2 separate regions of the Homo sapiens genome follow, and region 1 is linked to region 2. A link is a loop called in an ENCODE intact Hi-C map of the cell type or tissue named here. Cell type or tissue: psoas muscle. All regions are shown on one strand. Each heading gives the region's core, and the rest is flanking DNA. Links, peaks and the distances in the headings are about the cores only.

What was found. Peaks named below come from ENCODE experiments on the same cell type or tissue, not always from the same donor. Only the 100,000 strongest peaks of a DNase experiment are listed, where the experiment ranks them.
Region 1: it touches region 2 in a loop (6-fold over the local background); 66 of 110 quality-filtered maps call a loop at or near these places.

The regions. Positions count from the first base shown.
Region 1 is chr7:95,535,701-95,551,633 of GRCh38, forward strand. ASB4 (ankyrin repeat and SOCS box containing 4) reads left to right here. Exons shown (of 5, transcript NM_016116.3): 4 at 737-850; 5 at 1,871-4,533. The coding sequence ends at 2,059. Among named protein-coding and RNA genes, the nearest start is that of PDK4, 53 kb to the right of the region's middle. In psoas muscle, for the core only: a CTCF peak has its summit at 9,458; no DNase peak of the experiment used is centred there; H3K4me3 peaks cover 2,714 bases; H3K27ac peaks cover 3,435 bases.
Region 2 is chr7:95,677,628-95,693,560 of GRCh38, forward strand. All of the region lies in intron 2 of LOC105375409 (a long non-coding RNA gene), which reads left to right. Among named protein-coding and RNA genes, the nearest start is that of DYNC1I1, 87 kb to the right of the region's middle. In psoas muscle, for the core only: CTCF peaks have their summits at 6,647 and 8,678; a DNase peak (open chromatin) is centred at 8,654; H3K27ac peaks cover 2,019 bases.

The sequences.
Region 1 (15,933 bases), core at 6,889-11,888, 140 kb before region 2:
GTTAATAAACTATTAAACAGAGTGTGCTAAGAGCTAACTGAATTTCATGTCATCTTTCATTTGTTAATGAAAGGTAAAATACCAATAAGTGTGGTTTAGTACATGACACCAGCCCTCTGCAGGCATTGGACTGGGAAGATAACTTGGCTCAACTTGCATGTTACTCTGTAGTTTACTTTACCTCGTGGTCACCAGTGAATCTAAGTTGATTGACTAACATTGAATTTTTTGATAAAATGTTCTGTAGAGCTGGAAGAGTTTCCCAGGCAGCTGGGAATGTATTCTGTGTCCAGTCTGTCTCTAAATTGCTTCAATTATGTACAAAGGCAAAGTAATTCTTCAATTCTCATCTTCTTTGTTAGTGCCTCTTTTTCACTTGCTCGTGGAAGGTGAAAGAAATTGGTTTGATTTTATTAATCTATCTATTTGCCATGGTGGCAGTGTACTGGAATACTCAAAGGCGTGAGACTTCTGAAAATCGTTTTAGCATTCCAGGGAGCTTAATAGGTCTGTGGGTTCTGGTTTTTTTTTTACAGATAGGGTCTTGATGTGTTGCCCAAGATAGCTTTGAACTCTTGGGCTCAAGCAATCCTCCTGCCTCAGTCTCCCAAGTAGCTGGGATTACAGGCACATGCTACCATGCCCACTGGTCTGTGAATTCTTGATGTCTCTGTGAGCAGAATGAATGAACCATATATGTGCATCAAACAGATGAAACTCTGTGCTTCCTCTGCAGGTGATACAGGCCTGCCATTCTTGTCCTAAAGCAATTGAAGTTGTAGTCAATGCCTATGAACACATCAGATGGAACACAAAGTGGAGAAGAGCTATCCCCGATGATGACTTGGAGGTAAATAATCGATTCCCTTCTAATAGTTTTCACTATCAAGTACTTCCAGACTGCTCTAGAAGTACAGAAAATTGTAACAAAAAAGTTGGTTTTGAGAATGCCTTTAAAGCGTACTCAAATGCAATGAGACAAAGGGTTATAAAATGCAGGTTTGAGAGTTAATATTTCCATCAAATATGTGGCATTAAGGAGTGTCTTGGGGAATTCCTCCATTTAAGGGCAAGTTGAATTAAGTATATAAAGGTGGCAGTTTTCCTTTCTTCTCATTAATTTAGATGAGTTAAATGATAACATTTGGAATTGCTTATATAGCATTTTTACCAGAATATTAAAGCGTTTTGTGTAGATTATTTCATTTACTTTTAAATATCATGAAGTGACTATTAGGCAGGAAAGAGTTTTAAAAACCCTGTCTTGGGTCCTACAGAAAACCATTGGCAGAGTCAAGTTCTCACTTGCAGACTTTCAGACTTTGCTACCAATGTATACCAGTCCTTCCCACTGAACACCCTTGGTTCTTGGTTTTAGATGTCAAAGTCTGTCTGTAACACATGGAGAGGTATCAGGCACAGGGTGCAAAGTTCACTGGGCTTGGAGGTCTGTGGCTTAGGTGTAATCTTATTCTGCTACTTATTGGCTGTGTTACTTTTAAAAGTCACCTAACTTGAGTGAGCTGCATTAATCCTTCACTTCCATTAAATATCTGAATATATGCATCACACCAAGCACATAATGTGTTTAAAATTGCTATTTTGGTTTAGATTCATCCAGGCACTTCACACTTGCATATTTTATCTTATCTCCTGGGTTCTGAATTGTAGAATGTTATTTCCCCTCCCCTTTCCTTGTATACCACCGCCTCACTGCTCCCATTTCAATATTGCGTTTAATTTTTGCCTCACCAATAGAGACCCTAGGAAGCTGCCATTACGTATAGAGGTTAGTTGCAGCATTGCTGATTTTTATTGATGTAAACTGTGGGGCCTTGCTAACTTTAATTTGTCTTGCCTTCCTTTTCAGAAATACTGGGATTTTTACCACTCTCTCTTTACTGTGTGCTGTAACTCTCCAAGGACTCTCATGCACTTATCGAGATGTGCCATTAGAAGAACATTACACAACAGATGCCATAGAGCAATTCCTTTGCTTTCCCTCCCATTGTCATTGAAAAAGTACTTGCTTTTAGAGCCAGAGGGAATTATTTATTAAGCCTTATGAGACAGCAGTTCCCAATCCTAGGTATTTAAGTGGACTTGCTGGGTAGACACAGTTTGCCTAAATAAAATGGTACTTGGGTTGATTATAACACTTCAGGGATTTCAAAACACTTTACAAACACTGCCATTAATCCTAGAATATCATGGTATGGGGAAATAAAGAAGAAGTAAAGTTAAGGAATTTTCAAAGACAAGGATGTATTCAGAATGTACTGATAGAACAGTAATAACTAATATGTATAGTGTTCTTACTAAGTACCTGAAATATTTTTGTAAAACTTCTTATATCTTATCTCATCTGAAATGGGACCCAGGTTTTCTTCCAACCAATATAATTCTGTGCCTTATCAGTAATATGTTTACATTCTCATTCAAATGGCCATATAGCAGGCTTTGCAATTGGCCTCTTAAACTTGGTGTTTTCCCCCATTACCCCTTAGCAGTAATTACTGTCACTAGTTTTGCAAACTCCTACTCCCCAAACCAAGCTACTCAAGTTTATTTCAGTGATGAAGGCATATGAGCATAGTCAAAACAAGGAGATCTTGGAGTCAAATTAGAAATGAGAAAGAAACATCAGTCCAGTTAATAGTCAAGAATGGACATTTGAACCAGACATCACTGAGCCAGAGACTGGAGATGCAAAGATGAGTCCCATGTGACTCCTGCCTTCCAGGATCTCACCATTTAGCAGAGGATCCAGACATACACACAGCTAACTGCAATATAAAGTGATGGGGCAAGAGTACAGGTGCAGACTCACTTTTAATGCTTATCTTTCAAAGTTGTGTTTCTGACATGAAGTGTGATTTTTCTTTTAAGCATGAAGTTAAAGAGTGAAGGGGTTATGTAAAGTAGAGGGATCTCCTGCTCTTGTTAGGGTATTTTTAAGGTTTTTTCTAGATAGTGTGTCTTTTTGGTATGGTTTCTTGGTTAGTATTAATACTTTCCCAGACTCCTTGAGAAAAATATTGCACACTCAATGGCTCCAGTGCATGTGACAAGGAAGCATAGGAAAATGGGGGAAAGAAAGTGTGTGAGGGGACCTAGTTGATTACTTCGGTCTTTTTATGTAGCAGACTGACATTTCATAGCATTGTAGCTAAGAGATAAGGAGCACTTTGCTAGTGACAGTGGGCTACGAAAAGTAAATAGAGAGACTTTTTGAAAATGGTAAAAGTTTGAGAAACTTGGGAAGATTAGTGTGTTAATCAGGCTTGCTAGTTAGTGGATTGCAGAAAGAAAAATGTAGGTGATTAAGCTCTGGGCCTTGTGGTTTATGAGGTCAATTTTGCTTCACTTTTTTTTTTGTTCTTGCTATAATCACTTTTAGATAAGCTCATTGCTCTTAGCATCATTTTTTAGAGGTTAAAGCAGAAGTAAATTGCAAACAAATCTGTCAGTTGTGAGCAGATTTCTTTTATGTGTGTGGTTCTCCATCATATTTAACTTTGGATGCTGGAGTGTTGAATAGAGATGATGTCAGATATTCCAATAGGCTATCATTTAATGTTAACTGGCAATCACCTAACTGGTTAATCTCAGTTGAGACTGTGCTTCTGAACTGGGATTGTCTTACTCCCAGGGCTGTGTAAGAAAAGTCATAGGTGGATACAATAATCTCTTTTAAGTATCAGTTTTACTCAGATATTTTGGTGGAGATATTTTGTACTAAAACAAGATCTATATCATGGAATAGAATGCTGAATTTGTATGAATTATTCACATAAAGCTTGATCTTTCAAAAAATAGTTTGCTTGCAGCAAGTGGTATTAGAACACATCCTAAAACAGAATGAAATGATGTCTTTTGCAGCAACTTGGATGGAGCTGGAGGCCATTATTCTAAGTGAAGTAACTCAGGAATGGAAAGTGAAATACCATATGTTCTCACTTATAAGTGGGAGCTAAGCAATGAGGATGCAAAGACATCCAGAGTGATATAATGGACTATGGGGACTTGCAAGGGGAAGCTTGAGAGTGGGGTGAGGGATAAAAGACTACATATTGGGTACAGTGTACACTGCTCCAGTGATGGGTGCACTAAAATCTCAAAATTCACCACTAAAGAATGTATCCATGTAACCAAAAACCACCTGTACCCCCAAAACTATTGAAATCTTAAAATAGTAATAATTAACAAAGTAAAACAAGATCACACCCTGGAACAATTGGAGGATTGCTTGCTGCCCTGCATCTTAAGGCGTATTCTAGCAGCAAAGCTTGTGATGCACTGACTTGGGGCAAGTAAAACTGATGCTGAGGACAAAGGGAGAAGATGTTCCTCGCCCAGGGAAATGAAAACTTTTCTTATTCACCTTGCTTGTGCTTAAACACTTATGTTCATCTAGTGTAGAATACATGGCTACTTGTTTGTAATTTTTTTATTGGTGGAATTAAAGTAATTTTTCCTTATCTTTGAACTTTTATTTAGAGAACTTAAATAAAGCTCTTCTGTCTCCTTTCATCTTTGTGTTTACTTACCAATAAGACTCTTTTTCCTAACCCCGCTTTGACTTTTCAGCAATGACACTGAAGAACTCTACACATTTCATTGCTTTTATCAACAGTTAAAAAGAAAAAGAGAATCAGGGATTGTGCCTGTAAATAAATAATGTTTTCAAAAGAAAGTAAAGGGTAACTGTGGCCAAAACACAAATACAATGCAGCCTCTTGCTGTAAGAACAAGTGTGTTTTAATAGTAGTAAAGAAATTGTACTGAATCATTCTCCTCTGCCTCTCACCATCTCTGTCCTCCTGGGGTTTTTCATTTTCCTTCATTCTCACTGTCCACTAAACCCTGGGCAAAGCAACAGAGGAAATTACATCCTCATGACGCCTTTGTTACTTTCTTAGAAAACTTTCTGTAAATAGGATCTACTGTCTTGAAGAAAAAAACAATCTCTCTTCTGAAACTTACATGAGAGGAAGAATCTTAGATATGAGGGAAAGATCACCTATCTTGTTTTCTCTCCTTCTTAGGAACTAGACACACTTGTGTTCTATTTTTTAATCATCGAGTGTTATGTCTCTACTTTGTCCTTCCATTCTAAACCCAGTGGGTTCTGATAAAAACACAGTAGTCGAACGATGATTGTAGGGATAAGAAAAGTAACAAACCATTTGCAGTGGGTTATCAATGTTGGAAAAGACAGCTGAGTCTTACGTTTTTATTACTCATCTGATTGTTTGTGAAGAACTTACAAAGTTCTAAGTTGGTACACTTTCCAAACTTTTACAAATGAATTCAACTATTCACCCATTTTCTTTGAAACACAAACACCACAGCTAGTATCTGGAAGGAATTCCTGTTACTTTCTTTAGGAGGATAAAGTAGATGCATTACAGTTAGGTGTTTGGAGGTTTGGCTCTGATGCTCTCTGTCTGGGTCCCCTCTTTATCTGACTCATAATATAGGGAAAATGACACACCTGCTCCAGGCCTCAGTTTTTTCATTTGTAAAATGAGAATAGTCACGGTGCCTACTTCATAGGACTTTTATAGGATTGTTTTGAGGGTTAAGTTATTAACAGATTAAAACATGTAGAGCAGACCATGACACTCAGTAGCATTTTATTGGTATTAATGTCCTTGCTTTTGTCATAATCATTATATTGTAGAGATAGGCTCCCACCAGTGGAGTAGTATATCCTTAGAGTGAATCTGTAGCTGCAGGTGATACATTGTAGATTTCTATTCACTTTGGGAACTGTTGGGTGAGCTTGTACTGTGTCAGGACTTTGATGACAGCTGGGAATCCACGGGGGAACAAGACAAACCAGGTCCCTGACCTTCCTGGGCTTTTTTGAGATAGGGAGTAGGGATAGAAATTCTCCACTGAGTGGGGGATTAGTAAACATGCCAACCAATTAATTTTTGCATCTTTGTATTTTTGTAAGTAGTAAAATAGACGCAATGATCTATTTTACTATGGAAAAATTTAGTCACTTGAAAATGTATCATATACGGAGCTGATTTCGCAGCTGTTTCCATCTTCAGTGGGGGAAAGAGAAGGAGGAGATGAATTTTGTAGCAGGACATAGATTAGCAATGAGATCCCTAGCAGGGAGGGTCATTGGGTATCAGAATGAATGAGCAGAGGGTAGAATAATTTCATTCATTTATTTTTTGACATGCAAGAATTTATTCTCTTAGCTGGGTATGGTGGCACATGCCTGTAGTCCCAGCTCCTCCGGAGGCTGAGGCAGGAAAATCACTTGAGCCCACGAGTTCAAGTTTACAGTGACCTATGATCACACCACTGTATTCCAACCTGGGCAACAGAGTGAGACCTTGACTGTAAAAAAACAAAAAAAACAAAAAAAAAACCCAAAAACTTTATTCGGTATTACTACCTGTGTAGTTCTCTGATAAATGTGGGAAGAAGAAGAGGAGTGTTGTTATCAAGTCACTTTAAGATTCATTTTTAGTAGCTCAAGGTTTTGGTTTATTTGTTTTTATTTAGAAATAAGGATAAAAACTACACAGTTTTTTAAAAAAATTAGATGCTGTCTAACTGAGCCATTTGGTTCATCAGAAAGGATTTTCAAAACCTACATTTCAGTGATAAGTTGCTTTGTTCATGTTTGATCATATCTGCCATCAATGAAAAACAATGTATGCAAAAACATCCCCCAAAAGTGGTTTTTTTTTTTGTTGTTGTTTGTTTGTTTCTTTGTTTTGAGACAGAGTCTTGCTCTGTTACCCAAGCTGGAGTGCCATGGCACGATCTCGGCTCATTGCAATCTCCACCTCCCAGGTTCAAGCGATTTTCCTGCCTCAGCCTCCCAAGTAGCTGGGACTACAGGTGCCTGCCACCATGCCTGGCTAATTTTTGTATTTTTAGTAGAGGCAGGGTTTCACCATGTTGGCCAGGATGGTCTCGAACTCCTGACCTCAAATGATCCACCCACCTTGGCCTCCCAAAGTGCTGGGATTACAGGTGTGAGCCACCGCGCCTGGCCAGCAGTTGTTGTTAAAAAAGCGACACTAAGTCGTTTAAGTGAACTTAAATTTCTTCTTTACTAATTGGTTTTCTGTTTTCTCAGAAAGAGCTATGTCTCAATGATATTGGATAACCACTCTGCAAATATATGCTGAATCCAGTTATGGAAATAAAATAGCCACCTTGTATTTCTTAAAGACAGCCTGGATTAGTTTTCAGTGCTCACTAAGCAGAGAAAAATGGACAAAACAGCTATCATGCTGGGGTGTGTAAGGCAGCCTCAGATGTAGAAGGTAGGTACTGAGGTCCTTCTCAAGATCCAGGAGCCAAGACACACCTGCTGAGAGGTACAAAGGCAAACATTCACTCCTTGTCCTGTTCCAGATGTGGTGGAAGCTGAAAGTCAGTATTTGACTGACAAGTGGTGGGAACCAATATAGATTACGAATAATTTGATTCAGGAAGCAAGACATACAAAATGAGCTGCCCATTCTCTAAACAAGGATCCTCTCTCTACCCTGCTCTGGGTCTTGGCAGAATGACTTTCACAGACTGTATCAACTGACTCCCTGTCGCCTGGCTTCCTAGAGGGTTCAGTCCATGGGAAGATCGGCAGAAGATTGGGGCCCTTCCTGGCTCCCTACCTACACTTCCACAGATAGCCCTTAATTAGTTTCTTTTCAGTCACCCCTATTGAGTGTGTCCTCCATTTCCTCTAGGGATCTGACTGATGCACACACAAAAAACACTGTGACAAGTCCGTGACAGCCTGGGCGGTGGTCGGGATGGTAAGTGCTATTGGAGTCGAGGGCAGATAGAAGCCACTATGGACCACGGAAGGCAGGTGGACTTGATCTGTGACCTGAAGAGGGGTGGGGTTTAGGTAATAGTTTGGGTAACAGTAAGGCCCTGGGGTTTGGGAGGGAATTTAAAAGTGAGTATCCCTGACAAAGGGTGAGAGCTGGAGTATACACTGAGTATTCACCACTGTCAGTTAGAGTAACTTGATGCACGTAGATGAACATTTGTTGTGTGTGGGGAGCAGAGGATGAGGTTGGAAGAGCTGAGTGGGATGAAATTATGAAATGTCTCAAAGAGTGGGGAAGCACCATGGGGAATCAATGAATATTATTATCATTATAATTATACTTTTTCCAACCTTATAATTTTTATAGCAGTAACAATTATGATACAACCATGTAACATTTACAGGGTATTCATCATTTTTAGAGCACCGTCATGATGTTTAATACCAGGTAATTGCCTTTATCATTACTCTTTTCTTCCATGCCACCCCCAAATACAATTCTGATCCTTTAGATCTGAAAAAATATGTAAAAATGATACTAATTAACCCTCCCTTCTCATGTAAAACACTCCAATCATATGGAATAATTTACTCTGGAGCAACAAAGGGGATGATAGCCTTACTTTTTCTTTTTATCAAAAGCTAAAGATTTTAAAAATTGCATTAAAAAAAGAAAGAAATGTTTCTTCCAGGGCATCAGAAAATGACAGAACAGAGCAAAATTTGGAGGTCTAGGACTGCTTATACTTCTCAACATGGCAGTGTTCAAGTGCTAAATTATTCACTGAAGCACTGACGTCATTACAGTCTTTCAGGGATCCCAGGACTCCAAATACTGCTGAAGTCAGATGGACAACAAAAGGTCTCTTAGGATGATCCATCAAGGAAAACACAGGCATCAGCAAATTGTTCCTAAGCAACATCTGGTTAATTCTATGACAAAAATACAAAGAAGCTGAAAACTGTTTACTCCAACTAGCACTGCAGTGTGGCACAAAGAAAAATATATGGACTTTGGAATTCAATGGCTTGAGTTTTAATCTTGATTGTTCCATTTAATATCTTTGTGAACTTGGGTCAGTTTCTTAATTCAAGTGTCAATTTCTTTATTTAGGTAATGGTGATTAACTACTTGACATTCCAGACTCTTTGGGGGAATTTATTTATTTTTATTTATTTTATTTTATTTTTTTGAGATGGGGTCTCACTCTGTTGCTTAGGCTGGAGTGCAGTGGCACAATCTCGGCTCACTGCAACCTCCGCTTCCCAGGTTCAAGGGATTCTGTCATGTCAGCCTCCCAAGTAGCTGGGATTACAGGTGCATGCCATCACGCCCAGCTAATTTTTCTATTTTTTGATAGACAGGGGGTTTCACTATGCTGACCAGGCTGGTCTCAAACTCCTGTGATCCACCTGTCTCGGCCTTCCAAAGTGCTGGGATTACAGGCATGAGCCACTGTGCCCAGCCAGATATGACAGGGTTTCTAAGACATTTATGTGCACAGGCCAAAGATCCAGCTTTTTTTTTTTTCTTTTTATTGCATTTTAACTGCAACGATTTTCCCGTGGTACAGACTCACTCTCTGAAACAAACTGTCCCAAGCTGTTTTGTTAAGGGTTCATTGCTCCTGGCAGTTTGGCCTAAAGGAGGCACTGTAGGAGAATTTTCTCCCTGCTGTGAATCACAGCTATGGAATTACACACAGCTTTCATTTCTAAAGGCCGTCTTGAAGAAAATTAAACCAGAAAGATCAAGAAAGGTAAATAGGTATTCTATGGCACCTTTCTTTAATCTCCTGGTTACAGTTTCAAAGAATTTTGCTCTTGCCTTCATTGGAAAGAGATCTGGGTATCAGGAAATGATTTTAGAACCATAGGTTTCTGTCCTGTGGTTACATAATCTGGAAGGAAAAAAACAACATTGCAGTTAGTTTCTCTCTGTGTAGCACTGAAATAGACAATTTCATTAGTAATTCCATTCATTCAATTTCCCTTCTTTCTTTCTTCCTCCCTGTTTTTCTTTCTGTCTCTTTCATATTCTCTCCATTTCTCTCTTCCCTTATTGTTTCTTGTTCTCATTCCTGGGTGTGGTTTTGTTTTTGTTTTTGTTTTGCTTCTTCGTGGCTAGGATCTCAGTGTGAGCATGTACTTATGTAGAGTAAATGTTGATATATTCTTAGGGTCTGTCAACAACTGGCAAGAATAGCATTTGTTGTCTTTCTAGCAATAGATTGCAGGTGAGAGATCAGGACCAAGCTAGGATTAAAAACTACCAAAGAGACAGGAGAAAAGCCTCCAAAATGAGATATGCATGTTTCTGCCCATCCCAGGCAATGCCAGAGAAGCCTAATCATGCCATCTGAGTCACAGGTGTCCCATGCACTTTTGCACATAGTCAGACATCTCCACCGGTATGGTCACAGAGTTGCTCCCTTCTGGAAAATCATAAAAGAATTAGTTATTGAGATAATATAGCTGAATAGGTAGCCATACAGAGTAATGCATAGAATCAGACATGCCAGAGTTGGAACTCCTCCCTGTCACTTAATATTTTCTGAGGCCCAGTTCCCACCTTTGTAACTAGGAGCAATAATTGTTTAGTACAATGTCAGGCACCTGGTTAACTTTTAATAAATTGCAATTATTATTATAGTCCCACCCTGCTTGAATTCTAGATTTCTGTAAGTGACTGACTTGTAGACCCTGCACATTCCACAAATGGTTAGACACACACATATCTAACAAAAATATGTGAGCATATGAATAGATATTCAGTGATATTCCAGTTGCAGCCCACTGAAGGAAATCTGCCCATTTGTAGACATGGGCCGCATCTAAATAAATTAATATGGGCCCTCTTTCAATGTGTAGATATTTGATTTAGTTTCCAATGATTCTTAAATATTTTTTTTTCTGCGTTGGAGCAAGGTTGACTCATTGAACATATGCTGTGTCTGTATCTTATTTTGATATTATGTGGTGCTTGAATTTGAGCTCTTCAGGGATGGCAAAAGTGGGGTGTGTTATTTTTTACACCTACGGCAGACAATAATAACCAACCAAAATATTCTCTCCTTTTGAGCCCAGACTCAGCCGCAGAGTTCTTCTCAGTACAGTGTAAGGACTGTTACTTCCAATTGCTTAGAGTTGATAGGCAAGGTGAAATACATTTGTCATCCTTGGATTTCATTCTCAATCCTCTCACAGGCTCTTGGTCTCGAATTGTATAAATAAAAAGCTGGATGGAGTTAGAAGGCAGGGCTGCCGGCACAGGATTTCACTTTTGGTTTTCTTTGGTCAGGAGAAGCATAGAATTTTGCCATTTATTCAACAAATATTTATTGAGCTGGACTCTGTACCTGCTGTGGATTCAAAGGTGAATAATGGCAAAGTCTTGGCCTTCATTGGGAAACTGATGAGTCTGCACATTCAGATACCTGGGGTGCTTTCAAAAATACCACTCCAATTTCCCACGTCCCCTTTTAAAAGCTTTAATAGGCGAATTAGGTTAAGTACCTCACTTATACTATGTTGTAAATGCCTGTCTGCCAGTCTCTACCACCAGGCTGTAACCTCCTTAAAAGAAGGAACTGTAATCTCTTCAGTTTTTTAAAAGATTAAGGTAAAATTTACCAATAGTGAAATACACAACTTTAAAATGGATAATTGTATGAATGATTACAAGTGTATATACCCTTATAATCAACACTTTAGTCAAGGTAAACAATACATTTATTACCCCAGAATATCTTCATGTATTCTTTTGTCTCTTTCTAGTAAATTCCTATCTCCCACAGGCAACCACTGTACTGTTTCTATCACCATGGGTTAGGTTTACTTGGTTTTGAACTTCACAAAAACAGAATTATACAGCATATATTCTTATGTGTTTGGCTTCATTCTCGTAACATAATATTTTGGAGATTCATCCATATTTTGCATATATTAGTAGTTTATACTTCTTTATTGCTTAATCGTGTTCCATCCTGTGAATATACCAAAATAAATATTTATGCATTCTCCTAGCGATGAAGATTTGGGTTATTTCCAGCTTAGGGTAATAATAGATGTGAGGGTTAGTTTTGTGTGTTAACTTGGCTAGGCTATGTGTATCCAGATATTTGGTTAAACATCAGTTTAGATGTTGCTGTGGAAATATTTTTTAGAAGTAATAAACATTTAAGTTAATAGGTTTTGAGTAAAGCAGATCACTCTCCATAATATGGGGTTTGTTCTCATCCCATCGGTTGAATGCCTTACAAGAAAAAGACTGAGGTCCCCTGAGAAAGTGGGAATTCTGCCTCCAGATTGTCTTCAGATTCATGACTGAAACATTAACTCTTCCCTGGGTCTCCAGCCTGCTGGCTTCCCCTGCAGATTTCAAACTTGTTAGTCCCTATAATCATCTGAGCCAATCTCTTAACATATTTTTTATCTCTCTTTCTATGTATATATAACCTACGGGTTCTGTTTCTTTGGAGAGTCTTGACTAATACAATGGATGAATATGCTGTAAACACTCTTGTTCAAATCTTTTTTGTGGGCATGTTTCCATTTCCCTTGGGCAAATATCTAGAAGTGAAATTCAAGGTCAGCCACTTTAATTTTACAAGAAAGTACCAAACTGTTTTCCAAAGTGATGTACATGTTTGCATTTCTACCAGCAATATGAGAGTTCCGGTTGCTGTCATTCTTGTCAATAGTTGGTGATGTAAGTCTTTTTAATTTTAGCCATTCTGATAGGTAAATAGTGATAAGTCTCTGTACTTTTCATTTGTATTTCTCTGAGGGCTAATGATGTTAAACAGCTTTTCACTTGCTTATTTGCTATTTGTGTATCTTCTTTGGTGAACTGTCTGTTGGAATAGTTTGTCATTTGTTCCCTTTGTATCTCAACTCCTAGCATTTAATAGTCACTCAGTGTATACTGTTTTAAGAATGAATGAATGTTATATTGTCCATCAGTGATTATTCCAAAATGATTACTAAACTTTTGTGTTATTATTTGTAATGCTTATAAAGTACTCAGCAATGGTACCTAACACATAGTCAACACCCCACAGTTGGTAGCTATTAGTGCCATCCCTATTTTGACTATGAGGAAATGAGGACTAGAAAAGTTATGTTAATCAAGGTCTAGTTACTAATTATCAAAATTGCTGCTGAAATCTGGACTTCTCAAATCTGTATTTCATGTTTTGAGTTTTTTGTTACCAGTAGCTTGACTAAGTATTAGATTAAGCATTAACTGTGTTGCTTCATTCATTTTTTAACTCTTATTTATAGCAAACCTGACATGGAAAATATAATGATGCTAATTCCTTTACATGCTTTAATTTATTTAATTCTTACTATAACCCTATGAGGAAAATACTATTATTTTTATTTTATGGACGATTAAACTGTAGTATAGACAGATTATGCAATTGCCTAGGATCTCACAGGTAATTAAAGGTAGAGGCAGGATTCAAACTCAATCACTTGCATACCAATGCCTGTGTGTTTTGCTTTGTTTTAAAACCATTATGCTATCCTGTTTCTTATGACAAAATTAATTTTGGACATGTTGATTTTGAGGGGCTTATGGGATAGCAGGATGGGGATGTCCAGTAAATCCCTGACACTTAGGAGAGAGTTACGGGAGGATGGGGATATAGAAAGAGAGTGCACTTGATAACTACAGTGCTAGACCATATTAAGAAAGTGGTTAAAGTGCCTGAAATATTGGAAGATGGAGGAATTTCACTAGATTCCATTCCAGAAAGTTCCATAGGAGACTCCATTTTTTTTTTTTTGAGATGGAGTCTCGCCCTGTCGCCCAGGCTGCAGTGCAGTGGTGCGATCTCCACTCACTGCAAGCTCCGCCTCCCGGGTTCACCCCATTCTCCTGCCTCAGCCTCCCTAGTAGCTGGGACTACAGGTGCCCGCCATCACGCCCGGCTAATTTTTTTGTATTTTTAGTAGAGACAGGGTTTCACCGTGTTCGCCAGGATGGTCTCGATCTCCTGACTTCGTGATCCGCCCGCCTTGGGCTCCCAAAGTGCTGGGATTATAGGCGTGAGCCACCGCGCCCGGCCGAGACTCCATTTTTAAAATGGATTTACGTTGTTCACAAGAACAGGTCTGTAATGATGAAATCTTACAGTCTGTTTTTAAGATACTCTAAAATATTTTGGTTGCTGTTTGTTATTAGACTCTGACAGGTGGACCTAGGTTGCCTGCCCAGAGGGTCTAGGAGCTCACAATTTCTCTAAAGACCCCTTTTCTGTTTACTGGAAACCCTAGGAGCTTCCTTAGGGGCTTGTCAGGCCAAGCTGACTAATCCTTCCTTCTGCTCAAATTTCACTCTTCTGAAAAGGGAGTTTGACGAGCAGGGAGTGAGTCACTAGCTCCAAGATGGCAGCAAGGAGCACTGGTGTTAATCTGTGTTATCTTAGTTCCCACAGGGTGAGTAATCATGCCTGGCCAAATCTCACTGGGCAAAACAGGTGCAAGTTTCCAAAGGAAGGCTTTGTGACCATAATAGGAGGTTAGCTGAAATCCAACCTGTATTTACTCCTTGCAACAGAATACTTTATGAACCATGGTTTACAGGAACATCCAGGTTCCCTAAAAATTTATCTCTTCCATGATGATGGAAACACAGCAACGTACACAGACTGGACCTGGGGACTATCTTAGCTTCTGAAGACTTGCACAGCAGGTCTAAAAGTCCAAGGCTGCCTCCTGACACTCCAGAGAGGAACTATGTGACACAGAGAGACTAAGCCAGGCCCTGCCCACAGGGTTGCACACACAAACATGTTTTCCAAGCCCTTTATACACTCAGCAGGGAACACGCCGTTCTCTCTGGGAGGTTGCCAGAAACTTATAAGAGAGTCTGATCAGTGCCAAGAATAGACAAGCAAGGCTTCTCTCCTGTCTCGGAAGGGGACACTGTGTGGTGCTGAGTTATTACCGCCCCTCTGTGCTCCTCTAGCCTTCAAAAGCAAACCTGAAACTGTTTCCCTGCACTTCTTAATCTCTTGATCAGTCGAAAAATTATTGCTGGAGCTCGCTATACCTCTTTGGGCACCTGTAATCTTGTTGTCCAAACCCAAATGCAAATATGTTCCCTCTGCTTGCATTTGTTTTGCATCTCAGAGACTCAGGCCGTGGATCTTTGAGGTAGAACCCAAGGAAAATAGTCAACAACTTTGTCCATTTGCCCAGGAAGAGTCTGAGTTGTTGCTGTTCCTCATTAGTCCTCTGCTTTAGCTTCAGCAAGGACGGCAAAGGTTACTTGAAATTCAGCCAGTGCAGGCAATGTTGAGAAAAAACTTGACTCTTCTCTTCCATGTACAGGATGTCTTTCCAACCCCTTCCCCAAAGTTTTCTTAAATCCTTGGTGTCTTCAACTTGGCCCCAGCTCTAAAATTAAATATTTACCATGTTTTTTCCTCTATAATAATACTGGGAAGAATCAACCATGCGTTTTTAAATAAAAGTCTCGCTTTTGTCACGCAGGCTGGAGTGCAATGGTGTGATCTTGGCTCACTGCAACCTCCAACTACCAGGTTCAAGCAATTCTCCTGCCTCAGCCTCCCGAATAGCTGGGACTACAAGCGCATGCCACCATGCCAGGCTCATTTTTGAATTTTTAGTAGACACACGGTTTTGCCTTATTGGCCAGGCTGGTCTCAAACTCCTCACCTCGGGACATCCACTCGGCTTGGCCTCCCTAAATGCTGGGATTACAAGCATGAGCCACTGCGCCTGACCAGTTTTTAAATAAAGCACTTTAAATGAGTTATTCACATATCCCTTGTATTTATATAGGGTACAGCTTTTTGTTTTAAAGCTGTTTGAATAGTTCTCCAAGTTTCTGAGACTCAACTGCTTTTTTGGCTTATGAAATTGCCATTAATCAAGATGCATTCATAAGGTATCAATTCCCTGAAATGTAGGTATTTAGTCCATTCTATCTATCCATGCATCTATCCATCTGTCCAATACTTTTTGTTTAAAGTCCCTAGAATAACCAACCAGCCTTTATATGACTGAATTTGAGAACCTACGGCAATTAACATGATAAATGTCACACAGATCCTTATTGTTTATTAAGCAACTGAAAA
Region 2 (15,933 bases), core at 4,668-9,667:
AGCACAGGATAACACCATGCATATAATCATACAGGCATCTCTATAAAAATGCTGAAGAAGTGTGCTCCATTCTTCATTCTCTAATAAATATGGAGTAAAATTAATAGCTAAGGATTCTTGGAAGAAATTAGTATTAAACTGTGATTTAAAGTAAACAATGAGCGCAAAGAGGAATTCCAGGTATCCCAAATAAAATAGCAGAGGTGATGGGATGTTTCATTGCAAAGATGCCTGATTGAGAACAGTTATTTCTCAAAGTGCCATCTATGGACCAACTGCATTGGGATCATTTAGACTGTTTTTAAAATCACATACAAGTGAACTTCACCCCCAAATCTATTGAGCAGGAATCTCTGGAAGTAGCTAAAATCTGTCTTTAACAACTACTCCAGATTATTTCTAGGCCTAGCAAAGGCGGAAAACATTGCATAGAGATAGGGGAAAATTAGCAGGTAACAGGCAGATTGGTTTGGGTGATGCCCACGAAGATGAGATATAAGTAAAAGGTCAGCTGGGAGGCCCAGACAGTTAGTCTTATTATTAGGTTGGTGGAAAAGTAATTGCAGTTTTGCCAAAGTAAAAGTAATTGCAGTTTTTGCCAAAGTCCTATTATTCGGTTGGTGCAAAAGTAACTGTGGTTTTGGCAATTACTTTTGCACCAACTTAATATTACGTATCTTCTATGGTTTCCACTGGAGAAGTGAGTGTTAGCATTTTGGTGTGCTACTAGGAACCAGGCATGGTGCTGGATATTCACCAAATGAAATAAAATGTATTTCTCAAGACAATCCATCTTCTATGTTTCTACACCTGGGCTGCTGAGGACTATTACAGAAAACCATAGAGCATGCAGATTGATTTCATTGCCAGTATGCACTCTTTGCCCCATTTAAGCCCTCAACATTGGCCATCCTGTATTTCTCAAGCCATCTCTTTCAACTCTTTACCCCAGAGCTATTGCAAACTTTCTCCATTCTCCTGAAATCTCCTACTGTACTGCCTCTCTCCTAATTCTTGGTAAGTAAACTTAAATACTACTTTACTAAGGGAAAGAAGCCCTTTAGGTAGGACCCTCAACTTCCTTCTGTCCTCCCTACAACATAGCTGATCTACACCCAGCCTCATTACCCACCCATTCTCCTGCCTAGATTTAATCCTTCCAACACGTGAGCTAGGAACAGCAGCATTAACATCACCTGGAAACTTCTTGGAAATGCAGAACTTCAGACCCACGTAGACCTACTGAGTCAGAATCTGCTTTTTTTTTCTTTTTCTTTTTTTTTTTTTTTTGAGACAGAGGACAGAGTCTCCCTCTGTTGCTCGGGCGAGAGGGCAGTGGCGCTATCTCGGCTCACCGCAAGCTCCGCCGCCCTGGTTCACACCATTCTCCTGCCTCAGCCTCCCGAGTAGCTGGGACTACAGGCACCCGCCACCGCGCCCGGCTAATTTTTTGTATTTTTAGTAGAGACGAGGTTTCACCGTATTAGCCAGGATGGTCTCGATCTCCTGACCTCGTGATCCGCCCGCCTCGGCCTCCCAAAGTGCTGGGATTACAGGCGTGAGCCACCGCGCCCGGCCTAGAATCTGCTTTTTAACAACATAATTCAAGTTTGAGAAGCTCTGCTAAAAAAAAAAAAAAGCAACAAAAAAGATGCCCTTCCTTACCTGTTCAGGTACGTGGTTTCTTCAAATGTTCCTGTGTCTTCCCTAAATACAAACCTACTTTCTCTGCTGGATCCTCTCAACCACATCTAAACATTTAAATCTCTCCCATTCTAAATCAACATTCAAGCCATTTTTAAAAACTGCCCTATAACCTCTTATCTCCAGGTAGTGAATGATTTATGCTCTTTTCCTCTACAAAGCCAAACATCTTCAAAGACTTTCTTATATTCTATTTCTATTTTGCTTCCTTTATTTCTCAACACACTTTTAAAAGAGATCATTAGCTGTTGTCCCCTATCAAGTCTTCCTCTTTTTCATGGTAATAATACCCTAGCATTTAGCCAGGCACCTGACTGTAAAGACGCTAAAGACTGTAAAGGCACTTGAGTAAATATCATTTTCTAGCTTCCCTTCCAGTTCTGTGTGCCCATGTTTCTAGGTTCTGATTGTTGGGATGCTAATGGAAATGATATGTGTATCTTCTGAGAAATTATCTTAAATGGAGAGAGTATAACCTTCTTGTTTCTTACCTCTTTTCTTCTGGTGCAATGTGGATGAAATGCTCAAATGCCACCAGCCAACATGGACCATAAATTAAATTTGGAATGGAAGCCACACATGACATGGGAACAAGATGGAAAACTTTAGGTAATAGAAACAATGGAATGCCATTCCAGACTGAACCGACATCCCTAGGCTTCTAGGACTTGAATGAGAAATATATTTCTGTCTTATTTAAGCAATGCTTTTAGAGGCTGTTAGTATCAAAATCCTAACTAATATTCTATAGCAATCTGCCAATCCTCCTTCACTTTCCCCACTCCCAATACTGTTCAAGTTATCAGTGGTATTTTTTGCCACTCCTCAAGGCACATAAAACCATTGACAACTCCTTTTGTTTCAAACACTGTTTCCTTTGGACTTCCATGACACCACATTACCTGGAGATATATATATATATATATATATATATTTTTTTTTTTTTTTTTTTTTTTTTGAGATGGAGTCTTGCTCTGTTGCCCAGGCTGGAGTGTAGTGGCATGATCTCGGCTCACTGCAACCTCCGCCTCCCAGGTTCAAGGGATTCTTCTGTCTCAGCCTCCTGAGTAGCTAGGATTACAGGTGCCTGCCATCACACCTGGCTAATTTTGGTATTTTGAGTAGAGATGAGGTTTCACGATGTTGGTTCCAGGCTGGTCTCGAACTTCTGACCTCAAGTGATCCACCCACCTCAGCCTCCCAAAGTGCTGTGATTACAGGCGTGAGCCATTGTACCCAGCCATTACCTGGATTTTTATCCAAACTCTCTTTTGTCTTTACTCCTTAAGTCAGAGCTTAACCATGATCACCTGGGAGCTTTGGAAAAAATACTGATGCCTGGGTCTCAATCCCAGAGTTCTGATGTCATTAGTTTGTGATGGGGTCCTGGCATGACTATTCTTGAAAAGCTCCCCGTGATTCTAGCATCCAACCAGGGTTCACAATAATAGCCTTAAGGATTGCTTGGTGGAAGACCATTGCAGAGTCTAGACTCTTATTTCCTGCTCTGCACATTCACCTTGACCAATCTCATCTACTTCTGGTTTCAGTTAGCATTTACATGCCGATGATTTTCAAACTAATATCTCTCAGCTCTCTCTGTTAAGTATGACCCATATACGTAACAACCAATTGGACAACTCCAATAGATATGTCATTAATATCTCATGATGATCATATGTACTATATTTTTCATTATTTCTTCCCACTCATCTAAAAAATTCTTGTTCATCTTCTGTGTTTATTAGAATAGTACTACTATCCACATAGTTGTAAGAGCTAGAAATTTCAGATTCCTCTCCAATTCCTTTAAGTCTCCCTGTCTAATCAATCATTACACTCAGTTTCAACATTTTAATATCTCTCACATTTATTCACTTCTTTTCATCTCCATTGCCATTTCCTGGTTGAGACTACCATTATTTCTTGCCTGTACAAGTTTCTCCAGAGTCCTGCTTCCTCCCTATTCTTCCTCCACACTGCAGCTGGACTGAACATTTAAGAACATGCATCCAGTTATGTCACTTCTTTGTCTCAGATCCTTCAGGGGTTCCCCCTTTGCTTTGGGATAGAAGCCAAAGGCCTTTGCCTGACCACCAGATGCTGCCTGACATTTCCCTGTCTTATCTCCTCAAACTCATGGCTCACCATTCCTCTCCACACCATGCTACTGTATAGGTATAGGGAACTGTGTGTAGTTTCCCAAATTCATGTGTTCCTCCATGTACCCACCCATAACTACACTGAAATGTCCTGCCTTTTCGTCCAGTTCACCAAATAGTTTTAAACCTTCCCTGTGTGTAGGGAACTCTGTCTTGATCACCACTTGTATACATAGGCATTTACACAATGTCTGGGGGTATAGTTGGCACTACAACACATATTACTGGCTACCTACTATGTTTCAAATATCATGGGGCTTACATCATGGTAGATTAAATGTTTGGTGATTGGGAAATAGATCCTTAATTATTTTATTGTATATCGATAAGCTCAGAGAGGTTTAATAATTTTCTAAGCATCAAAGCAAAAAGATGAGACTGAGGCTAAGTTTGATGTAGGTTGGCTGGCTCCAAAGCTCTTGTTCTTTCCACATTAATATGTTATACACACAGATGCTTTGTGAAGAGGCTATAATAAAGACGACATTTACAGTAGATGCCTCTGATACTTTGAAATGTTTCCTAGGTTATCATTGGGATTTCCTGGCTTTTCCAATCAACCTATGGCCTCTAACAAGCTCACAAAACAGCAGGCTGAAGCTATGTTCATCTAAAAGCAAAACATTTGGTCAATTAAACCAATTTAATAAAAAAACTGAATTTATTGGAAGGACAGCAATTTTCTTCTTGAATAGTTAGTTTGGCATCATGTGGGCAAAGCATTAAACTCTGGAACGTTTTTTCTTCTCCCGATTTAAATTTGGAATTTGAAAGTATGGCTTTCCTTGTGCTTCCTTTCTTCAAATTATGCAGGAGAGTAACTGTAGGTCTCAGAGACAGGTGCCTATAAAAGCTAGGTCAGTAAAGCAAATGAATGGACAAGGTTGTGTCCGTTCAATAACAGGTGCATGAAGACAAATGTATGTTGTGGTAATGTTAAAAAGGAATACAAGACTATGAAGGGTGGAAGAGGGAGAGATGAGTGTTGCAGAAATGTTGACTGAAAAGGAAAAAATAAAGACCAGATTTTAGGGAATAGAGCAGAGAGGGCAAAGAAATTTCAGTGAAGACCCTGCTTCCACTGGGTTCACGTAGAAGGAGAAAAACACTCCCTCTTGAGGGTGACAAGGTGACTATGGCAACCATCTTGAACCGGAACCAGGCCTGAATTTATTAACTCTGTGAGGAGTTTGCACTATAGGTTGAGGAACGACAACCAAATGGATAGAAAAATCTATCCTAACGCAGGAATAGAAAAGCAAATACTGCATGTTCTCACTTATAAGTGGGAGCTACATGATGAGAACACATGGACACACAGAAGGAAGCAACACACCCTGGGGCCTGTTGGGAGGTGGAGTGTGGGAGTAGGGAGAGGATCAGCAAAGATAGCTACTGGGTATTGGGCTTGACACCTGGGTGACAAAGTGGTCTGTGCAGCGGACCCCCATGGCACAAGTCTGCCTGTATGGCAGACCTGCATATGTACTCCTGAACTTAAAATAAAAGTTAAATTAAAAAAAGTCTATTCTAAGAGGAATTAGTCTTGTAAGTAGATCATCCCCACACCTCCATATGAGCTGCTTGCCCCAGAATCACACATGGTCATGAGTCAGCATCTGGGAGGGAAAACAACAGCCCCCGGACCAAGAAGGTATCACTGTCCCTTAGCACAGGGGCAGAGGGAGAGACTGACCATAGTTGCTTTCTGGAGATTTTCATGACCTAGAGGCAAGGCCCCAGAAATCTGGAAGCTAAGTGTTCTTAAAATATCTACATAAACTTATTAAAAAATCACCAGTTTTTCTTTAAGCCCGATAGTGTTTGGTTTTCAGACACTTGCAATTGTAAAAGTCCTCTGACTTTTTCAATTGTCTCTTATCAACTTATGAAAAGTTGCTCGAGCTTGCTCAAAACAAGAGAAACAAATTAAAATGAAAAGAGATGCCATTTTCACCTATCTGATTTGAAAAGATCTAAATGTTCAATAACAGGCTATGTTGGCCAAGCTGTGAGAAAGTGGGTACGCTCATACACTGTCGATGAAATATAAGCTGTTTGCAATGTTTATGAAGGGCAATGTGGGAATATTTATTAAAATAAAAAATTCATGGACTAAACCCAGGAATTCTACTTCTAGAAATTTATTCCACAAATATACTTATACATGTGAAAAATGCTAAATATATGAGGCTATTCATTATAGTATTGTTTATAACAATAAAAGATATAAATGAGCCTAAATGTCCATCAAGAGAGACTGGTTAAATGAAGTATGGTACAACCACATGGTGGAATACTCTGATATATGTTGTTTGGTGAATCAATTAATTTTGTGCTACCACTTGTATAAAAGGAAGGGGACAGAAAATGTTTATTCAAATATATGTCAATCTCTGGAAGGACATGGAAGAAAATAATGAGTGGTTACATATTTGGGAAGCAGGCATGAGGACTTACCAGATGAGACAAAGTTGAAAAGGAGCTTTTTGTTTTTGTTTTCACTGAATATTCCCTTATTCTTTTCATATAAATTTATTCCTTATTTTTACAAATCCAATAAATTTATTTTAAAGTAAGTAACAGAGTCCTAACTGATTTATTATAATGATAAATCACTAAACACATGTGTAGAGATCCTGGCACTGACCTGTTGGCTGCGTACATTGACACATCAAACTTCTTTGCCTTCCAGAATTTCTGATCTATTGCAGCTTTGAAAGATCAGGGCTGTAGTGCTCAAAAGAGATATTCCATGATTAAAATGGCCCCTACAGGACAAATTGAGAAGTTTCATTATTTTGGTCCCCCTTTAAAGACAAGAGTTTAGAAAACGTGGTTGGGAGTTGTGACCATGGATTTCTGCTTCCTGTTGCTAGAAATAAAAGTTTTGATAATTACCAATATAAGCACTACCAACAAAGCCAATTTGTAGAGAGCACATTGGGATGACAGTATGCTGAAAGAAGGAAATATACCTGGATTCTGACACTGCTCTTGTCACTCATATCTTTATGACTATGGGCTAAGATTCCTAATATTTCCAAGCCTTCATTTCCTCATTTGTAAAATGTAGACAATATTGCTTTCCTTTAAATGTCTAGCATGCTAAAGTTATCTCTTTATAACTCAGAACTTTGGTAAGTCAGGGATGTTCAAACCTTAGGCAATCCCAGGTCCTCCAAACTCACACGACAGGAAGTGGGCAGCTCAAAGTCACAGCCAAACACAGACCATTTCAAAGAAAAATTTTCCAGAGAACAAAACCAGAAGGGCCAGATTATATTGCTAAGGAACTCTAAGACATGACATGGACTGTGTTCTAGGCAGCACTGTTGTGTTTCCCATTTTCTGTGCTTACAATGGAGTCTTTACGGCACTTATATTATCCTTTATCAATTAATAGTTTGTATATTGATTGAGGATGATTAATGTTATGATGTATTATAAATTACTGGGCCATGAGAAACCAAGTCTAGATATAAGCAAGAATGCATATCACTTAGATATTACAGATTTGAAGTAATAAACACTAGGTTGCCTCCCTCTAGATAAGGAGTAAATGATTTTAAAATTTTTCTGTAGACATGAGCACTTTTTGAGATGTATGTATAGGGAGAGAGATACATGTAGATGCTGGGTACCCATCTTGGTACTCATTCATTTTCCTTTATGTTACACAACTCTAATTTTCCTTAGGAAAATTCTAATCCTACCTCTGATCCTTCACCTTGAAATCAAAGTACATGCATGTCCAGTTATGTGAAAAATGAATTTCCTCTCTTTGATTCAGTCACTATGAGTCTGGTATTCTAACCCTTGTGAGTGGAAAAATCTCGGCTAAATGCAATGGTTCTTTAATAAATGAAACAATGCATAACCTCATTTAGAATACAAGAAATAAGAATAAAATCACACAGACACTCCAGGTTTCCACAATCAGATTTGCAAATATCCAATATATTGATAACTCATTTTTTGTGTAACTTATGACAGAATAGGAATTATGATACTTTGCTGGTGGGAGTGTTAAAATGGTACAATACATATGATGAGTAATTTGGAAATGTTTGTCAAAATTCAAATGCATTTACCTTTTTGCTCAGCAATTTCATTTCTAGGATTTATTCTGCAAATAGACTCTTACATGTGAAATAAAGTAATATGTATTCCTTACATTATTATCTGTAACAGTAAAATATATCAGTCTAAAAGTCTATCAACAAGGGCCTGGATAAATGAAAAATTATCATACAGGGGAATACGTGGAGCTGTAAAAAAGAATGAGGAATTTCTTTTTGTCTAAATATGAACATACCTTCAAGATATGTTAGGAGAAATTTTTAAAAGTGAAGATGTTTGTGCAAAATATTTGTGTAAAAATAGAAAGAAGAAAGGAAATGTCTTTTCGTATTTGCTTGTATGTGTATGAATATCTCAGTAAAGATAGAAAATAAACTGAGAAGTATCGTTACCCACGGGGTGGAGGTGGAACATGGGTTTGGGGGATAAGATTGGAAGGGGGATTTTTTTCACTGTATACCTTGTATTTTCAAATCTTGGGAACCACATAAACTCTTCACAACAATTATACACACACACACACACACACACACATATTTAAATATATATATACACATATATATTTAAACAAAAAAATACAGTAACAGTAGAGTGAGGTTGTGGAGTTCTAAGCCATATATGGATTGCTGGTGCTGAAATGTCAGCTGCATAAATTGGATGAGCGGGCTTTCTTCCACCTTCTAGAATGTCAGCTCGGTGCTGCAGTGCTGAAAAGAGTTATCCCGTGGCAAGAGTGGCACCTACAGGGCACAGTAAGAATCTTATGTTTCTTTTTTTATTTTTATTTTTCAGAGAGGTGGAGGTGGCGTATGGATAGAGGTGTAATGATTGGTTTTCTATTGGAGTTGTTGGACAAGTGTTTTGACCATCATCATAGATTTACCATCAGATACAGCTGGATACAAATCCTGTTCCTATAATTTACTGTCTGGGTAGCTTTAGGCAAAGGCACTTATGTTTATTAAAAGCTATAGTTTCTACCCTTGTAAATTGTGGATGATAATATCTACCCTATCACAGTTTGGCTAATAAATTTTAAGTGAATTGTGTCACTTACGGAATACCAACCTTGCCGCCAAAATGTTCCTGTGATTGCTCAATGTCAGAGACAACCCCAAACCTGCATCAATAGGAAATGAGATGCTAAAGAAATACAGCCCAAGGAAGGAGCTATGAGGATGCAATCTAGAAGCTTCCCAGTCCAGCAAGTGAATGGAGAATGCCTGGGCAGAGGGAGCAGGAGAGAGAAAGAGTGAAGGGAGAGAGGAGAGAAAGGACGTGCACACTTCAATGGCATTCTTTGAATACTTTGATGGCATATTGGAAGCCCTGAATTTACCTCTGATTTTTCTGTTGTAAGGACAATAACTTTCTTTTTCTAAAGCTAGATTGAGGTGATTTACTTGTAATTGAAAAAAACTTCTAACAATATCTAATGGTGCATACTAAAAGCCGCTCATCCTCACTCATAATAAAAGTAGAAATTAAAAATGAGATGACATTTTCTACCTATTATATCGGCAAAAAGTTAAATTAAAATTGATAACACATTATATTGGCCAAGCTGTGGAGAAATAGGCCTTCTCATATTTTACTGATGAGCAGTTTAACAACTCCTGAAGCAGGCAAATTAAACATATTTGTTAAGATGCAAATATATGTATCTTTCGACCCAGCAATTATGCTTTTGTGTAATTTGTCCCACAGATATATACTCAATCCTGTGAAATGAGGCATGTACAAGGCTATTCAGCATTGTTCCAAAGAATAAACAATAAGCATCAAACGTTCATCACTGGAGAAGTGATTTCATTTACATGGTGGAAAACTCTGAATCCATTAAAAGGAATAAAAAAAATTTTAGAAACTGATAATGGAAAGTTCTCTATAATATATAGCTGTTTAGAAAAATACAGGGAAAGAATATGAAGAACTTGCTGTAATTTATGCTTAAAGGGGTGGGAGAAGGAATCTATGTTCATGTTTAGTTGCATGTGCACTAAAATCTCTGGAAGAATATACAAAAAGTGGAATAGCATGGCAAAGGCTACGTAGAGGAACTTGGTAGAAAAGGGACAGAGATAAAGGGATTCTTTTTCAATGAAGACGTTTTTGCACATTTTAATTTTTGAACCCTGTAACTGCACAACCGATTCAAAAATGAAATAAGATTCCAGGGGAAAAGATTTCACTTCTATGTTGGAGCTGTGGAACTCTAAACCCAGGGGTGGGATGTGAGGGGTCCTTAGTTTGAATTGTGTGTAGACTAGACTCCATCTTCTAGAATTTCTAATCCTTTCCAGCCTTGAGGGAACCAGTTGCAGAGCTGATCAAGAAATATCCCAGGGTTACAGTGGCACCTACAGGACAAACGGAAATGTTTCAGCTTGTTTCTTGGTGCTTTTTTTGTGGAGCAGGGGGAGTCAAAGTTTAGGAGGACAGAGATAAGGAGGTGACGTTACAGTTGCTAGTTACTGCAAACATAATTTTTATACCAGTATATTAGAAGCTTAGACCTTAGAGCTAAACACCCGTGATTACAAACATCGTGGCTTTGTCACCTGCTCTTTGTTATACCCCTGTTGTATGGCTTTAGGTAAAGGAACTTAACATTTCTGAGTTATAGTGTCTACTTGAAATATGTGAAATATGCTGTCTATATTACAGGTTAATGCCTCAGTGTTTTAAGAGACTTATTTTACCAGAGAAACTCCAAACCTGGCAAACAAAGGCCTGTGAGTACTCAACCCTTAAGACAATCCTAAATGCCCCAAACCTATCCCAGCAGGAAGTGAGCTGCTAAAGAGATGTAGTCCACAGAGGAGGCCTCCAAACCTGTGGGCTACATCACCCAGAGTTCGTCAGGGCCACGGAAGATAAGGGACAAGGAGATCCTTGTGGAGAACTCATCAGGGCAGCCAGATTGGCTAAGGAGCTCACATCACCTCCAGGTCAGGATACTTTGTGTTTCCAGTCCTACACATCATGGGAATTGCTACGCACCAGGAATTGCTACACTTTTTGCTGCTTCCCATTCTCTTCCTTATCAAATGGATGATTTTTTTGATAATTATCCTATTCTTTCTCTGTCCCTTCATGTATTGCATTTGTGGTTATATTGGAGCCATAGTTTGCTGAGCCAGAAGGAACCACCACACCAGGGCCTGACTAAGAAGAATCACCCAGAAATCCTGGACTTGGAGCTATAACTAGATAAGTCTTTGTGTGGTCTCCCTCTGAGAAGAGGAAAGTGCACTTTCCATGGTATCTAATTATGGCTTCATTAGGTAGGCACTGGCGTTTTTGAAGGGATATGTGAGAGTAGAAGGGACAGTGTGTTGTTGAAGGTGTGAATTACAGCTAAAACCTCTGTTGTTAGCCAAGCCAGCGCTTAGTTGTCTTTCTACATTTAATGTCACTTTGATCTTCTGTTGGACACCTGGAATCCATGCCTCTCACATCTCTCAATTCACCTAGTTTGAGTGATTTTGGCTCTATCCCCGGCTCCAGAAGTGGTTGTATGACTCAGGCCTGGCCAGTCAGAACACTGCATCCTGTTCAATTCAGGTCAGAGAGACTCAGGGCAAGCAAGATCTCTCTGCTGAGATTGGAGCTGCGAGAATGAAGGGGAAAGGAGCCTGTCTAAGGACAGGGCCAAGACAGAGGGAGCTGGAGTGAGAGTGAGAGTGAGAGTGAGATTGAGAGAATGAGAGCGAGAGTGCGAAAGAGAAATCACAGTCGGGGGTGACATTTAAGCCTTTGGAGTAAGGCCCATTGGACATTCTCCATCTAGGCTTTTCAGTGATGAGAAAATAAACATCTTGCTTGAGCCAGGTAGACTGCGGCTTTCTATTGCTTGCAATCAAAACAGTTCTAAATCAAATGGCTCTTAAACCAAAAGATGCTCAAACTCATAATAATAAGAAAATAATTGATACAACTTTTTTTTTTAACTCTCAGATTGATTGGCAAAAATTCAAAACATACTGTGTTGGCCAAGCTTTTGGGAAATAGACAATTTTTACATGGCTGCCAGGAGCACAAGCTGGTACAAGCCCTGTGAAGGGCAATTTGAAAATGCCCGTAAACATGACAAATACATGTATCCTCAGATGCACGACAAAGTGAGAATTTTTCTGTTTTTTCATTATTTTTTTCTGACTGGCAGAGAAATTCAGCAGGAATTCTCAGATATATTTAGGTATATTGACACACATGCAAAATGGACCCTATACAAAACTTCTCATTTCAGTATTATTTTAAATGGCAAAACAATCAACTTACATGTTCATCAATAGAGAACTGGGTAAATAAATTTTGGTGTATCCATAAACTGGGAATACTTCAAAGCTAGAGAGGTGGGGGCAAAGAGGAATTTTTATGTACTGATATACAGGATTTCCAAGATATAGTATTATATGGAATAATTAAGACACAGAAAAAAAGGTGTTATAGTACATTATCATGCAAAATAAAAAGTTGCTTTTAAAGTATTTGCTTGTATGTGCATAAAATGGTCTCTGGAAGTATAAAAGAAACTAATAACTTTGCTAACCTTTGATATGTAATAGGTAAAAGGGAAATTTTTTAGCATATTCTTTTTATCATTTTAATTTGTTTTTGAGCCATATGAAAACATTACTTATTCAAAAACTAAATGAATATAAATTTTTAAATTTTCTCATTAGGACCTACAAGCTAAAGAACAGTTAAAAAACAGGCAGTGAAAAGATTCCAGGGGAAACGATTTCACTTCTGTGTTGGAGCTATGGAACTCTAAACCCAGGGGCGGGGTGTGAGGGGTCCTTAGTTTGAATTGTGTGTAGACTAGACTCCATCTTCTAGAATTTCTAATCCTTTCCAGCCTTGAGAGAACCAGTTGCAGATCTGTAAAGAAATATCCCAGGGTTACAGTGGCACCTACAGGACAAACGGAAATGTTTCAGCTTGTTTCTTGGTGCTTTTTTTGTGGGGCGGAAGAGTCAGTGAAACAACAGGCAGTGAAAAAAAAAAAAATACACCAATCTTACTGATCCAGGCAGTGAAATGCATAAGTTGAATGAACCAGCTTCTTCCATTTTCTATGAATATCTGGTCTATTGCAGCCCTGAGAGATCTGTGCTATAAAGCTGGAAATAGATGTTCTGTGATGAGGGTGGCACCTGCAGGACAAAGTGAGAATTTTTCCTGTTTTTTTTTTTTTGTTGTTGTTGTTTTTTAATTGTTTTCTTACTAGCAGAGGAAATCAGCGGAGCATGGAGAGGGCAGGTATTGAGCATGAATTTTCCCCTTAGAGTTGCTAGATGTAAAAGTTTTACTAAAAATAATGGAGACATTGCAAACAAAACTATTTTTATATAAGGCACACACAGAGAATCAGTGTGGAATAGAGAGGTAAAAGTAGACTCTGGTAACATATATTGGCTTTGTCACTCCCCAGCTTTGTGGATTTAGGCAAAAACCACATAACATGACTGAGCTTAGAGGCTACACCTATAAAATGAGGGCAATAAAACTCACCTTAAAGGACTGTTGTCTCTTAACTTTTGAAGGGAGTTTCTTAGCCAGAGAAACCCTAACCTGACAAACAGTAGCCTTCAATTGCTCAATCCCTGAGGCAATTCCAGGCCCCTAAACCCACTCACTCAGGAAATGAGATGTTGAACAGATGCAGTCCATGGAAGGGGCATCCTTCTGAAAGTCCTCACTTTAAATGGGCCATGGAGGATAAAGGACAGGAGAGAAACTTCCAGGGTGGCTAAAGTCATATGACAAAATAGCTCACCTCAACTCTGGAAAGCCAAATGAAAGCCTTTACTTCAATTGTGATCATCTCTCCCTGTTAAGTGTGTAATGTGAATTACGGTTTTCATTTAATCATAGTTTGCTGGACTATGAGAAGCCACATTAGGACCAAGAAAAATATTCATCACCCAAAGATTCTGGACTTAGAGTGACAACAAGTTTACTTACGAGTTTGGAGTTGTTCACCTCACCTCCCTCTGAGATGTGGATGAGCACAGTTTTTACTGTGAGTAGCGTAGCTGCACTGTATTGACACGGGCACTTCTGAACATGTACGTACAGGTAGAAGGATGTGCTGTTCCTGTGACTCAGGCCTGGACAAACAGAGCTGTCCCTCCCCACTTTATAGTGATGGTTCAGGGATAGGTACATGAGAAAATTGAAGTCAGTTAGAGTCAGGCCTAGGACTTTCTGCCCAAGTTGAAGCTATGAGAATGAAAGCCTGGTACTGCCTGGAGGTGGGGAAGGTGGGGAGAAAGACAGAGAGAGAGAAACAGAGACAGAGATTGGAGCAGAGCCAGGTTTGATGAGATCTTTGGGTTCTTGGATTGAGGCATGTCTCCAAATGCACCTACTGACTTTATTTTATCTGAATATTTATTTCTATTCTTAAACCAATTGAGCTGCATTTTCTACCACTTGTAACTGGATTTATATGAAAGCTGTCATACCCCATCATAGAAAAAAGAAATGCAAGCTGAAACTACACAGATAACATTTTTCACTTCTCATATTGATAAAAGTCCAGAACATTTGGTAACACACGGTGGACAAGCTGTGGGGCAGAAGGCAGTCACACACAGGATTGGAGGAAGTATAACCTGCTATAATAGAACCCTTACGGGGGGAAGTTTGAAAATTCTATAAAAATTACAAATGCATCTACCCTTTCATCCAAAAAGTCCACTTCTATGAATTTATTGTGCATACATCCTTGCACAAGAGAAAGACCAGTAGGCCGGTTATTCTCCCTTGGCCTCCCTGCCTCATTTCCATTCTTTTCTGCCATGTGTTTGGTCTTTTTCTGCCATGCATTTGGTCCAGGAGGCTGACCTCTACTGAATGCAGCACACAGTATCCTCTAGTGTACTCTGTAGTATGCAGCAATATTATAATTACTCAGGTTATCATTGGTTTGGGATGCAGTAGAAGTGAATGGCAAGGCATGATCAAATGACTATAGCTCTTAATAGCTATGGCAACATGTGGTCATTGCAGTTTGTCATCTGGCTACTCCTAATGACCTTGGAGAGCTAGAGAAAGGAAATAAAAGCCTGAAGACTTGAACTTCCAATGTAGAGAACGAGGAGAGAATCAAAAAGCCTCAATGGTGATATTAAAATAATTCTTATTTGTAGAGTGCAGACAACTAAATATTAGGCCCAAGGACTGACTGTATGTGATGCAGAGAAGAAGCAGCATTTAGATGTTCAACATCTCCAGGTGTCATGTGCCAATGAAGGCACTAGTTAATAAGGAGTGGGATTCTGAGACTTGGAGTAGAAACAGTTGGTTAACCATGCAAGACTGTGAGTCTTGAACCCTGAAATCTCCCTGAATCTTCCTTGCCTAGGTAAGAAGCCCATCCCTTTTCCCCCTTTCCCAAGGGATTTTGATTTCCTTTACATAAATTTCTTTTGTTGACTTAACCTAGAGCAGTTCTCTCACAAGGGGAATCAATCCTCCCCAACACAGCCTCGCCAACCCTCATTTACCTCCAGACCCACGGTAAGAGTTAAATACCAGCAAAGCCCAAAGGGAGAGTGTGAGGCTGGCTCTGAGAGGAGATAAAAAACATACTGAATGAGTTGAGACATCTTGTCCCCTTGTATTGGTAGGGGTCTAGGGAGCATACAAAGGCAATGCTTCTAAGTGTGTTAGATGAAACATAAGATGATATCTGGCCACATTTATAGATAGAGTTGCTCACAGAGGATTCATAGTTTAATGTGTTGGCTGGAGCACCTGGCTGTGATTAACTGAAGCCTGGGCACTGGTGACCTACAGCTAATGAGGCTATGAGGCTGGAATTTTTCGAGTAAGCTGTACGTAGCAGAGTTCAAAGACTTGTGAATATGGAAATGTTGAGTGGATCTCTATATATACAGGTTGCATAGCCACCTCCCACACCCAATTATAACTAGCAAGAGAGATCAGAAGATATTTTATTCATCATCCT